Linked DNA regions of Homo sapiens: region 1 is linked to region 2. Evidence: chromatin contacts called from ENCODE Hi-C or POLR2A ChIA-PET data. All regions are on one chromosome and are shown on one strand. Each heading gives the region's core, a stretch centred on a gene start or an enhancer-like site at or near the end of the contact. The rest is flanking DNA. Distances are from core to core; before and after follow the strand shown. Region 1 holds the start of INCA1 (inhibitor of CDK, cyclin A1 interacting protein 1). Region 2 holds the start of SCIMP (SLP adaptor and CSK interacting membrane protein).

Region 1 (4,352 bases), core at 1-2,500, 240 kb before region 2:
AAGGCTGAGGTGGGAGTGTCATCTGAGCCCGGGAGGTCAAGGCTGCAGTGAGGTAAGATCGCACCACTGCACTGCACTCCAGCCTAGGCGTCAGAGTGAGACCCTGTTTCTAAGAAGAAAAAAAAAAAAGCCAGGCGCGGTGGCTCAAGACTGTAATCCCAGCACTTTGGGAGGCTGAGGTGGGCGGATCACTTGAGGTCAGGAGTTCGAGACCAGCCTGGCCAACACAGCGAAACCCAGTCTCTACTAAAAATACAAAAATTAGCCGGGTGTGGTGGCAGGCATCTGTAATCCCAGCTATTCGGGAGGCTGAGGCAGGAGAATCGCTTGAACCCAGGAGGCGGAGGTTGCCGTGAGCCGAGGTCAGCCTGGGCAACAGAGCAAGACTCCGTCTCAAAAAAAAAAAAAAAAAAAAAAAAAGAATACTAGATAAGTTAGGAGAGAGTGCACATAGGCTCCCGAAGGACAGAAGCAGCCAGCTGGAACTGTAGAGGTGAACTAGTATTTATCCAAGGGAACTAGGGATGGGCTGGGAAAGCAGGTGAGGTCAAAAGCGGAGAGAAGTATACCGTGCGGAAGCGGCAGATGGGGCTAGTTGGAGTTGGGCTGAAAGGGCCTAAAGTGGGGTCTAAAGGGGATGTCCTGACTCGGAGGGGGGTCAGCAGAACGCGAGGGAGCAGCGGGAGCTGCGGGGCATTCGGGCCTCAGATAGTTGGGTCCAAGCGGGTGACCTAGATCCAAGGGCAGGATGGAGCTGAAGGAAGCCAGGAAGGATCCTCCACAGTTGACTTCGGGGTAGCCACGGCCTGCGCCTGCGAGGGTGGATGAGGACCCGAGGGTCCGGCTGGGGCTGAGGGGCTGCCTGGAGCCCCGCTGGAGGGAAGCGCCGGGCCGGAGGGCGCGGCCTGCGCCTGAAAGGGCGACGGGGACCCTCGACAGGTGGACCGGGCGTGGCCGGACCTTCCGGGCAGCCCCGCCCGAGGGCACGACTGGGGGCTGCTTCCCTCGAGAGGGGCCCTGAGGTGGTGGGCCCAGGCTGAAGGGCAGGCTGGGGCCTGAGGGACGCCCCGGGTCTGAGAGGGCAGCTCCGGCCTTAGGCGGCACCCGGGCCTGAAGGGGTTGTTTGGGCCTCAGGCGGCGTCCAGGGCGGCCGAACTTGAGGGCCAGGCGGGGACAGAGCGCCCGAGTAGCCGCGCCACGGCCGGCCGCATTTGGCCCCAGCACCTGAAGCAGCTGCGCGGCGAATTCTAGAACTCGGCGGGGCGGGGAGGAGAGAGACGGCGATTCGAGCCGCGGGAGGAGCCGGCGGGCGGTGCTCGTCTGAGGGCGGGGCCTGAGCGGAGCCACCTTCTGGGCGGGCCTCGGCAGGAGGCTCCGCCCCCTGGACGCGCCTCCAACGGCGGCGACGGGAACTGGGCCGGGGCCTGGGTGCCCCCGCGGGTCAGCCCCCGACGTTTCCCTGTTCTTCAGGCGTCTGCAACCCTCCTGGGTTGCGGCGTCTGCTCGCCCTTCTGCGTCCGCAGCTCGGTCCCCACGTTCCCGCTCGCTGGGCCCCACAGGCCAGGAGCGTTGCCCCTTTAACAAGAGTAGCCCGGGTCGCTCCCGGCTCCTTCCCGGGACCGCGCGTACCCGCCCCTCCGCGCGCGCTCGCGCGTCCCCCGCCCCTCGCTCCCGCCCCAGCTCGCGCTGCCCGGGCGGGCGCCGGCCGCTGGCGCCGCTACTGCTGCCGCCCCCGGGGCGCGAGTCCGCCGCCCGCCGCCCGGGCACCCGGCGAGGGGCGGGGGCAGCTCCGAACCGGCCCCAGATCCTTCCCGCTTCCGCCTCACGCTTCCCGGAAAGCTTGTCCCTCTCCGCCGAGCTGCTCCGGGAGCCCCGCCGCGCCGAGGTGAGGGCTGGGGAAGGGGGAGGGAAGGGACGCCCGCGGAGGAATGTGCCGGGTTGGGGGGCGGGGAGCCGGGGTCCGGCGGCGCGATCTAGGCTCAAGAGTCGGGATCATGTGCTGTTTGTTCCGCGGAGGCGCAGAGAGGTGCCAGGCCCGGGCGGCCGCCGGCTGGCTGGACAGGAGGACGGGTCCGCATGGCCGCCCTGAGAGGCCGGGCGGGGACCTGTGTGAGAACCGCCGGGTGGGCAAGGTGCAGGTGGCCCAAGACCCCCTTTCGGGCCGGTCGGCCCCACCCCAGCCGCCCAGTATCCTCCTTGTACCCCACGGCTCCTTCACAGCTGCACCGGCCGACCCCTGTCCCTACCTCTATTCCCTTACCCCGCTGGCCCCCAGCCGTGCCACCCCATCCCTGTCCCATTAGCTGCAGCAACGGCGTCACCATCGCTTGTCCCCACCAGTGTCCTTCCCTCCCCTGGTCAGGGTCTAGGGGGTCAGGGCTGTTCTTCCTGAGCCAGCTTCTGTGATTCCAGCTACTCCCTTCCTGTCCTGGGACAGACCAGCCCCTCACCCTCCCATGCTCTGCCCAGGAAGACTGGTGAGGGGAGGCCCAGCGTGACAGGAGTTTGGGGTCCACTGGGGCCACAGGAGGGGGCTCCGCATCCCTTATCCTTCGTGGTCCTCCTCCCTGTTGTCCGTGGGCGTGGGCTGCTCAGCCTCTCCTCCCAGGGTGTGGGCACCCGATCACCCACATTCCTGGGCTCCAGCCTGGCACCTTCCCCAGGGCAGTGGACGCCATAGCACTAGCCCCAGGTTGGGGCTGGCACCAGCCAGCCGGCTTCCTTTTCTTTCTCCCTTTTAGGGAGGCCCCAGGGACCCTCTACCCTCAAACACAGGTATTTCTGGGCGCCCCAAGGGTGGAGCCCTGAGGGTTGGTCTGATGGCTACAGGATGACCCCACCCTCCCCTGCTCATTGTCCCGGATCCTGAGGAGGAAGTGCTGGGGGCTGGGCAAGGGGCTTAGAGCCCACACAGCTGGCCCTGTGGATCCCAGTCCTGGGCCCTACCTACAGTCCTTGGACTTTGCCCATCTGCACTACTGGCCTGGTGCATGGAGGTTGTGGGCCTCAGGTGGAAACTAGATTCTCCCTTGCCGACACTGTGGGGGAATTTGAGGACAGGTTTTGCATTTGCAGTTTCCTCTCTGGTCTCTCTTCTGGGCTCCCAGTTTGTGCTTTGGCGCCGGAGTTCCCCACCCTGTCTCTTTAACACCGTGTGTTTGCTGTGCTGTGTCTCTTCCTCCTTTCCTCTCCCATTCTTTCCTTCATAGCATGACCTCAGGCTTGCCTTTTGTCTTATTTCTCTAATTTTCTTGGTGTCTGTGACTCTCTGCCCCTCCTCTCTCTCTTCCCACCCCCCTCACGTCTCTGCCCATGTGCCCCTCTCTCTGAATTGCCCTCTGTCCAGCCTCTTTCTCTCTCTGTCCTCTATCTGAACGTTCAGTACATTTGCGAGTGACAAGGAATAAAAATATCACCGTCCCTGCCCTTGGATTCACATTGCATTCAGCCACTCTAGAGGGGCAGCTGTCCGTACTTTTCCTGCTATTCCCCCCGTAACCTTGGCCCTCCAACCTGGGAACCCCAGACGGGTCTCTGGAACCACAGGTGCCTTCTAACAACTCTTCCCCCGCAATCAGGGTATCTCCCAGAGCCCCAGCTGGTGTGGCCAGGCCCCAGGAGTAGGATGGGGCTCCCCCTACGAGGGCCGGTGGCAGCCAGAACTGATACAGCCCCCCTGGTCTGGGGCCAGGACGCCAGGTAACTGGGGGAGACCGCCCAGGTTCCTGCAAGCTGGAATATGGCTGGGGAGAGAGGCAGAAATACCTTTGGGAGTCTCTCAAGACAGTGACATTTGGGAGGAAAGCCAAGGGAATAAGAGCTGGGTCCTTGAGAGGCTGGGTGGCTCTGGGGGAGATGTGAAGAGACTGGTTCCGGGAAGAAGCTGGGAGGCAATGTCTGGGTCCCTGCAGTGGTTCTGACCCCACCACTCCTTTCTCTGTCCTCCAGCTGAGGAGGGCAGGAGTGTCTGGAGCTATGGCTGGTGCCTCGGTGAAAGTGGCAGTGAGGGTTCGGCCCTTTAACGCCCGTGAGACCAGCCAGGATGCCAAGTGTGTGGTCAGCATGCAGGGCAACACCACCTGTGAGTGAGTCCCCGGGGCCTGGCTGGGCACAGGCAGGGAAGGCCGGGCCCACCACACAGGCCAGTCCCGCTGGGCCAAACTAAGAGGAGGGTAATGCTGGGCACAGAGCAGGTGCTAGTCGTAAGGGCGGGGGCTGGGGCAGGCTGGCCTTTCCCGTGTTCCCAGTCCCTGGGAGGGGGAATGTTGGCCTGGAGCCCTCCATTGCCCAATCCAGGGAGGCAGCTCAGTGGGGGCGGGTCCTAGGAAGCCAAAATTAGCTTTGGTGGCTGG
Region 2 (6,667 bases), core at 686-3,185:
TGGTCTCAAACTCCTGACCTCAAGTGATCCACCTGCCTCGGCCTCCCAAAGTGCTGGGATTACAGGCGTGAGCCACTGAGCCTCGCTCCACTTGTCCTTCTCACTGATGTCAGCACCAGAAATGGCCATGTGGATAGTCACTGGCAACTTAAAACCCAAGTGTGCATGGGGAAGTGCACGGCAGGGTCATTAAAAGGAGTCCAGCCTCTCTTCTTCCCTTCTCTATACTTTCACTTCTGGAAAAGACCGGAAACCTTGCCTCATTCCTCTTTCTCCCATGGCCCCATCCCCACCCCGCTTCAGCCCATCAGCCTCCAAATGTAGTCCAAGTCCTCATCTCTGTACCTGGACCATTGCATTTTCGCTGGCCCCTAGCCCCCACTGGGCTCCCCACTGGCTGCCAAATACCAGTGTGACCCTGTCCCTTCCTTGCTTTAAGCCTCTCAGTAGTTTGTTTGTTTGTTTTTGAGATGGAGTCTTGCTCTGTCACCAGGCTGGAGTGCAGTGACATAATCTTGGCTCACTGCAACCTCCACCTCCCGGGCTCAAACGATTCTCCTGCCTCAGCTTCCCGAGTAGCTGGGGCTATAGGCGCCCACCACCATGCCCAGCTAATTTTTGTATTTGTAGTAGAGACAGGGTTTCACCATGTTGGCCAGGCTGGTCTTGATCTCTTGACCTTGTGATCTGCCCACCTTGGCCTCCCAAAGTGCTGGGATTAGAGGCGTGAGCCACCATGCCCCGCCTGCCTCTCAGTAGTTATTTACCACTGAAGCAGAGTGAAGCCTGTGCTCCACATTGCTTCATGGCCAAGACCTCAGGGACAAGTGGACACACCAGGCAGTGGGAGTGGATATGGCAAAGCCAAACCCAGATCTCTTCTCAAAATAATTTTCCAGAGGGCAAAAGCAGATGGCTACACCGAGAACTCACGCCAGCCCAACACACTTTGATCTCGAGGCCTCTGGAAGGGAAGGTGCCTAATGAACTACTGAAAGCCAGAGATGCAATGACAAAGGTACCAAGACTGGAGGTGATCCAGGTCTTTCATCCAAGAGCCCCAAGACGTAGCCTAAATTCATGCTACGGTAATCCCAGCACTTTGGGAGGCCGAGGCGGGCGGATCACCTGAGGTCAGGAGTTCGAGAGCAGCCTGGCCAACATGGTGAAACTCCGTCTCTACTAAAAATACAGAAATTAGCCAGGTGTGGTGGCGGGTGCCTGTAATCCCAGCTACTCAGGAGGCTGAGGCAGGAGAATCGCTTGAACCCGGGAGGCGGTGGTTGCAGTGAGCCGAGATCACGTCACTGCACTCCAGCCTGGGCGACAAGAGCGAAACTCCATCTCAAAATAAAATAAAAATAAATAAATTGACACAGTCAGTGCCTCGCTCCCACCCCCACCTCCAGCATAGCACCATGACAGTCTTCTCACATAACAAGTCCCAAAACACACCATCGGCATCCAGAAAGTGAGAGTAACTCGTTACAGTTGAGACCTCTCACTCCCGGTCATTATCTCATTTCAATCCAAGAGGTAGACTTCTTCATCGCCCCTGACATACACATGAGGAAAAGGCCCAGAGAGGTGAAGTGATGCCTCAGGTCACTCAGCCAGTTACCAGTAGAGCAGATCCTTCAATGCAAGTTTTTCTCCAACCCTACACAGCAGTCGTACCAGGGCCCCAGGCTGCAATCCCCTGGCCCAGTGCTGATCGGTGGCTCCCAGGGACACGCCCTGATGCCAGCGCTGGCAGATGTCTGCTGTGAAGAGAGCAGGAAACTGTCCCTTGGAAAGCTGAGATGCTTACCTGAACTGTGAAAGTATCCATATGTGAGCAGCTAAGGAGACAGCAGTGGCTGGAGTGCTGCAGCTCAGGCACAGCTGGTGAGAGGCATTCCTCACTCACAGGCCTTCACCCACTGCTAGAGACAGTGAGCCCCATCCTGACCACTTCCCCTTTCTAGTCAGCCCACGGGGCAGAGACCCTGGCGTCATCTCTAGGCAACCATCCCTTTTCCAGGGAAGCTCATGACCCACGGCTGTCCAGAAGCCAGAATCTTCTCACTGCCCCGTGTCGCTCCCGCAAGGCCTACCAGAGGACCCTCATGGTGTGGTAGGGGGTCCTGGCAGGGGCCAGGGGCCAGGGTGGAGACTTGGCAGTGGGGGTGGGTTTGGTGTCCCCACAGACGAGTTTGCCGTGAGCATTCCTGGATGTGGCAACCTCAGTCTCAAGAAGAGCGACAGGACGCCAGCTCCCATGCAGAGACAGATCCAGGTAAGAAACCAGCTCATGTGTGACAAACTCACCATCTCACCATGAAGGTGACTCTTGAAAGCTCCTGTGCACCTTGGAACTGCTGAGACATCTTCTGCTTGGAGGAGGCAAGGGACAGGCTTCCTGTTTCTAAAGGCGTGTGAGTGGCGACCTTGAGAAATGTGGCCAGTGGAGCATTTTGACTGAGTTGGGTCCCCTCGTGCAATACTGTGAGACAGAACTCCCAGCGAGGCCCACGGCCTCTGACCATGGGGGTTGGAGTGGGGAAACCAATTAGCCATTTTGTTGAATTGGCTGGTTCTGACTCAAATGAGCAGTCACATTAGTAAAAATAGGCAAACGGATGTGCATTGTATTTGCCCAGAGCGAATGAGTTGTTATCCATTTCAGTAATAATGATAACCAGATATGTCTGATAAATATCTGATAATGTCTGATATATGTCTGGTAAATTTAACAAACACCGGGCTCTGGCTGGGTGCGGTGGCTCACACCTGTAATCCCAGCACTTTGGGAGGCCAAGGCGGGTGGATCACCTGAAGTCAGTAGTTCGAGACCAGCCTGGCCAACATGGTGAAACCCCATCTCTACTAAAAATACAAAAATTAGCTGGGCATTTTGGTGTGAACCGGTAGTCCCAGCTACTCAGGAGGCTGAGGCGGGAGAATTGCTTGGACCCGCGAGGTGGAGGTTGCAGTGAGCCAAGATCACACCATTGCGCTCCAGCCTGGGCAACAGAGCAAGACTCTATCTCAAACAAACAAAACAAAACATCTGGCTCAGAAGATTCCTGATTTGCAGTGTTTACTAATTTCTTTTTTCTTTTTCTTTCTTTCTTTCTTTTTTTTTTTTTTTTTTGAGATGCAGTCTCACTCTGTCGCCAGGCTGGAGTGCAGTGGCTCAATCTCAGCACACTGCAACCTCCGACTCCCAGGTTCAAGCAATTCTCCTGCCTCAGCCTCCCAAGTAGCTGGGACTACAGGTGTGTGCCACCGCATCCGGCTAATCTTTGTATTTTTAGTAGAGACAGGGTTTCACCATGTTGGCCAGGCTGGTCTCGAACTCCTGACCTCAAGTGATCCACCTGCCTCGGCCTCCCAAAGTGCTGGGATTACAGAGTTGAGCCACTGCACCTGGCCAAGGCCTGAACTCTTTCTTCTTAGGCTCATCCAAAGTTTAGCTGCTAAAAAACCTTCCTAAAAGCCAATTTAAAATTTTCTTCTAGGCCGGGCACAGTGGCTCACGCCTGAAATCCCAGCACTTTGGGAGGCCAAGGCAGGCGGATCATGAGGTCAGGCGTTTGAGACCAGCCTGGCCAACATGGTGAAATCCCGTCTCTACTAAAAATACAAAAATTAGCCAGGCATGGTGGCAGGTGCCTGTAGTCCCAGCTACTTGGGAGGCTGAGGCAGAAGAATCGCTTGAACCTGGGAGGCGGAGGTTGCAGTGAGCCGAGATCGAGCCACTGCACTCCAGCCGGGGTGACAGAGCAACACTCCGTCTCAAAAAAAAAAAAAAAAAAAATTCTCTTCTGAGGGGTGAATAAATGCTTCTGTGGATAGAGCTCATCCTAGGCTAACAAAGCTGTGACTTCTTGGTTTGTGTTTCATTCATTCATTCAATAAATTACTCAATAAATTATTTTGCTAACCTTTAAGGACCTCAGTTCAGCTGTGATATAGTAAACTCTGTAGCCCTACTATTTCTAACAATGCCTTTTGCACAGCAAGTTCAAGCCTGAGGTGTCAGGTGATCAGAATTCCAGGCCCGGTTTGACAAAACTTTCTTTGTGAATCCTTCCCTTCTCTGAGCCTCAGTTTCCTTGTTGTAAAATGAAAGAATTCAATTGACAAATATGAAAGTGCTCCAGGGATTTTGCCATCTGCCTTCAAGAAAGTCCCGCAAAGTGTAGGAGGAAGTTGAAGCCATAATATGATGCAGGCTAAATACAATGACCTTCAATTTGTGCCAGACCCTGTGCTCAACAAGTAGAGACTCAGAACTGGGCAAGTCATTCATGGGTAGAGCACATGGCACATGTTCTACAGGACAGAAGGCACATAAGTTATTACTATGCAAAGTGATGAATGCTAGTGCTGTGGAAGCACAAAAGTGGGAGAGAAGAAAGGGTCTGAGTGGTAGCATTTGAACTGGGCCTTGAAGGATGTGTAGGAGCTCACCAAATGGACAGAATGTGGACAGACACAAAGCAGCCATAGTATTTGGAGAGAAAGAGATGGTTGCATGGCTGATCAAGAGTGAATGTGTTGGGCAGTCAGAGGCTTGAGAGCAAAGTTTAGGGACACACACCACGGCATCTGGATCTACCCACTTCCTTGCTATCTACATTCTTCCCCGACTCCACCATTTGTCTTTCCACCACAAGAGGAGGGCAGGAAGTTGGGGCGGTTGTGTTCTTTCTGCACATCTGAAATGCCACCTGCTGGTCTGGGCAACTAAAGAGGTCCCTGAGGGCCCTAGATTAGCGGCTGGACCAGAGGGTGTCAAGGAGAATGAAGGGCACCCTCTAGTGGTCACCTGTGGTGCTTTCTCCTCAGGATTCTGGTCCCTCTGACCTCCCCGTAGGGATGGCTGGACACACAAGATGTTCACCTCTTAAAGCTACAGAGACCATCAGGCTAGAGGACACTCAGAAGGGATTCCAGTCCACCCTTCATCTCATGACTCAACCTTTTTGTCAACATCCGGGTGGCACCCAGCTTCTGCCGTTTTGTTTCTTCTCACTCAGTCATCTAAGTCATGTGTAAAATGAGGTGTTATTCTTTGTGCCACTCACAAGTGTCAATTAATCCCCATCATGAGAAAAAAACTGAAGAAAGAGAAATCATAAGATACAACATATAATTAGAACATTAATAGATTTTATTGCAGTTTTTAAAAAGGTGGGGGTTTTTGTTTGTTTTTGTTTTTGTTTTTGAGACAGAGTTTCGCCCTTATTGCCCAGACTGGAGTGCAATGGCGCGATCTTGGCTCACTGCAACCTCCACCTCCTGGGTTCAAGCAATTCTCCTGCCTCAGCCTCCAGAGTAGCTGGGATTACAGGCATGCGCCACCATGCCCTGCTAATTTCGTACTTTTAGTAGAGATGGGGTTTCTCCATGTTGGTTAGGTGGCTGGTCTTGAACTCCTAACATCAGGTGATCTGTCCACTTCAGCCTCCCAAAGTCCTGGGATTACAGGCATCAGCCACCACTCCGGGCACAATAACTCATCTTTAAAGAGCTCTGAGAGCAATATGGGTGGCCAAAGCACTCAGGTGGAACCAGAAGTCATCACTAAGCAACCGTGGCTGCTTTGTTTGTCCCTAACAATAGCCAAGCAGATGTTGTAGCTCCTCTGTCTCCCACCCTGGCCCCATGACATTGAGGTGGGGTCGTTCCAGCTCAGATGTAAAAAGGCAAGTGTATAAGTATTTGGGGTTGTGGCAGGAGGCAGCCGTGTCTTGTGTATGAAGGGAGTCCCTGCCCACTTCTCCCCATTTCTGGAGGTAAAGATTCCCATGAAAGGTACTAGGAGCATTGGGCCCCTAAACCCCAGAACCCATGAGTATGTTATTTTAGATGGTGAAAGGGATTTTGCAGATATGACTAAGGATTTTGAAGTGGGGAAGTCATGCAGGATTATCGACATGGACCCCATGTAATCACAAGATCCTTCTGAGAGGGATACAGGAGAGTCAGGGTCAGTGGCAGGGGATGTGCTGGCAGAGGCAAGAGACTGGGGAGATCCGAAGAAGGGGTCTCGAGCCAAGAAATGCAGGCAGTCTCAAGGAGCTGGTAATGGCTGGGCAATGGATTTTCCCCTGGGACAGGGATGGAGAGACAGCAGTGATTTCAGTTCTCACTCTTGAACCTTCTCTCTTCTTCGTTCCCAAACATGAGTCCACCAGCCCCATTACCACTCAACTGACTGGGAGCCACATCAACCATAACTCTTATGATTTACCAGTTGTAATACTTAAGCATTTTCTGTGGCCTGGCAATTTATTTATTTATTCATTTATTTTTGAGACGGTCTCACCCTGTCACTCAGGCTGGAGTGCAGTGGTGCAGTCGTGGCCCAACGCAGCCTCGAACTCCTGGGCTCAAGCGATCCTCTCACCTAAGCCTCCCAAGTAGCTGGGACCATAGGCATGCACCACCACACCTGGCTAATTTTTAAATTTTTTGTAGAGATGGGGGTCTCGCTATGTTTCCCAAGCTGGTCTCAAACTCCTGGCCTCAAGAGATTTTACCGCCTCGGCCTCCCGAAATGCTGGGATTACAGACATGAGCCACTGTGCCTGGCCTGGCAATTTAACCCAACTCAGTCATCTCTCCTCTGGACACTCTCCCCATGACATACTTTGCAATGGTTTTAAAATATGCT

The links. Hi-C counts contacts between places; a loop is a spot of excess contacts on that map. ChIA-PET counts read pairs that join two places held with the same protein, here RNA polymerase II (POLR2A). Pooled maps may share reads with other maps.
Region 1: a pooled map shows a loop between it and region 2 (12-fold over the local background). The contact joins the promoter of INCA1 here to the promoter of SCIMP in region 2. A Hi-C loop is called at or near these places in 5 of 37 single-sample maps with no recorded cell type and 8 of 50 pooled maps. POLR2A ChIA-PET finds 5 or more read pairs at or near these places in 1 of 52 experiments (GM12878).

The regions. Positions count from the first base shown.
Region 1 is chr17:4,996,272-5,000,623 of GRCh38, forward strand. INCA1 (inhibitor of CDK, cyclin A1 interacting protein 1) reads right to left here and starts at 1,251. Exons shown (of 7, transcript NM_001394789.1): 1 at 1,225-1,251. It overlaps KIF1C (kinesin family member 1C), which reads left to right and starts at 1,679. Exons shown (of 23, transcript NM_006612.6): 1 at 1,679-1,885; 2 at 3,579-3,699; 3 at 3,949-4,081. The coding sequence starts at 3,976. RefSeq lists silencers at 992-1,081, 1,122-1,991, 2,042-2,141 and enhancers at 3,384-3,995, 3,996-4,352.
Region 2 is chr17:5,232,925-5,239,591 of GRCh38, forward strand. It overlaps SCIMP (SLP adaptor and CSK interacting membrane protein), which reads right to left and starts at 1,936. Exons shown (of 5, transcript NM_207103.3): 1 at 1,811-1,936. The coding sequence starts at 1,831. It overlaps ZNF594-DT (ZNF594 divergent transcript), which reads left to right. Exons shown (of 6, transcript NR_152840.1): 6 at 2,190-3,079. RefSeq lists enhancers at 2,178-2,377, 4,323-4,622.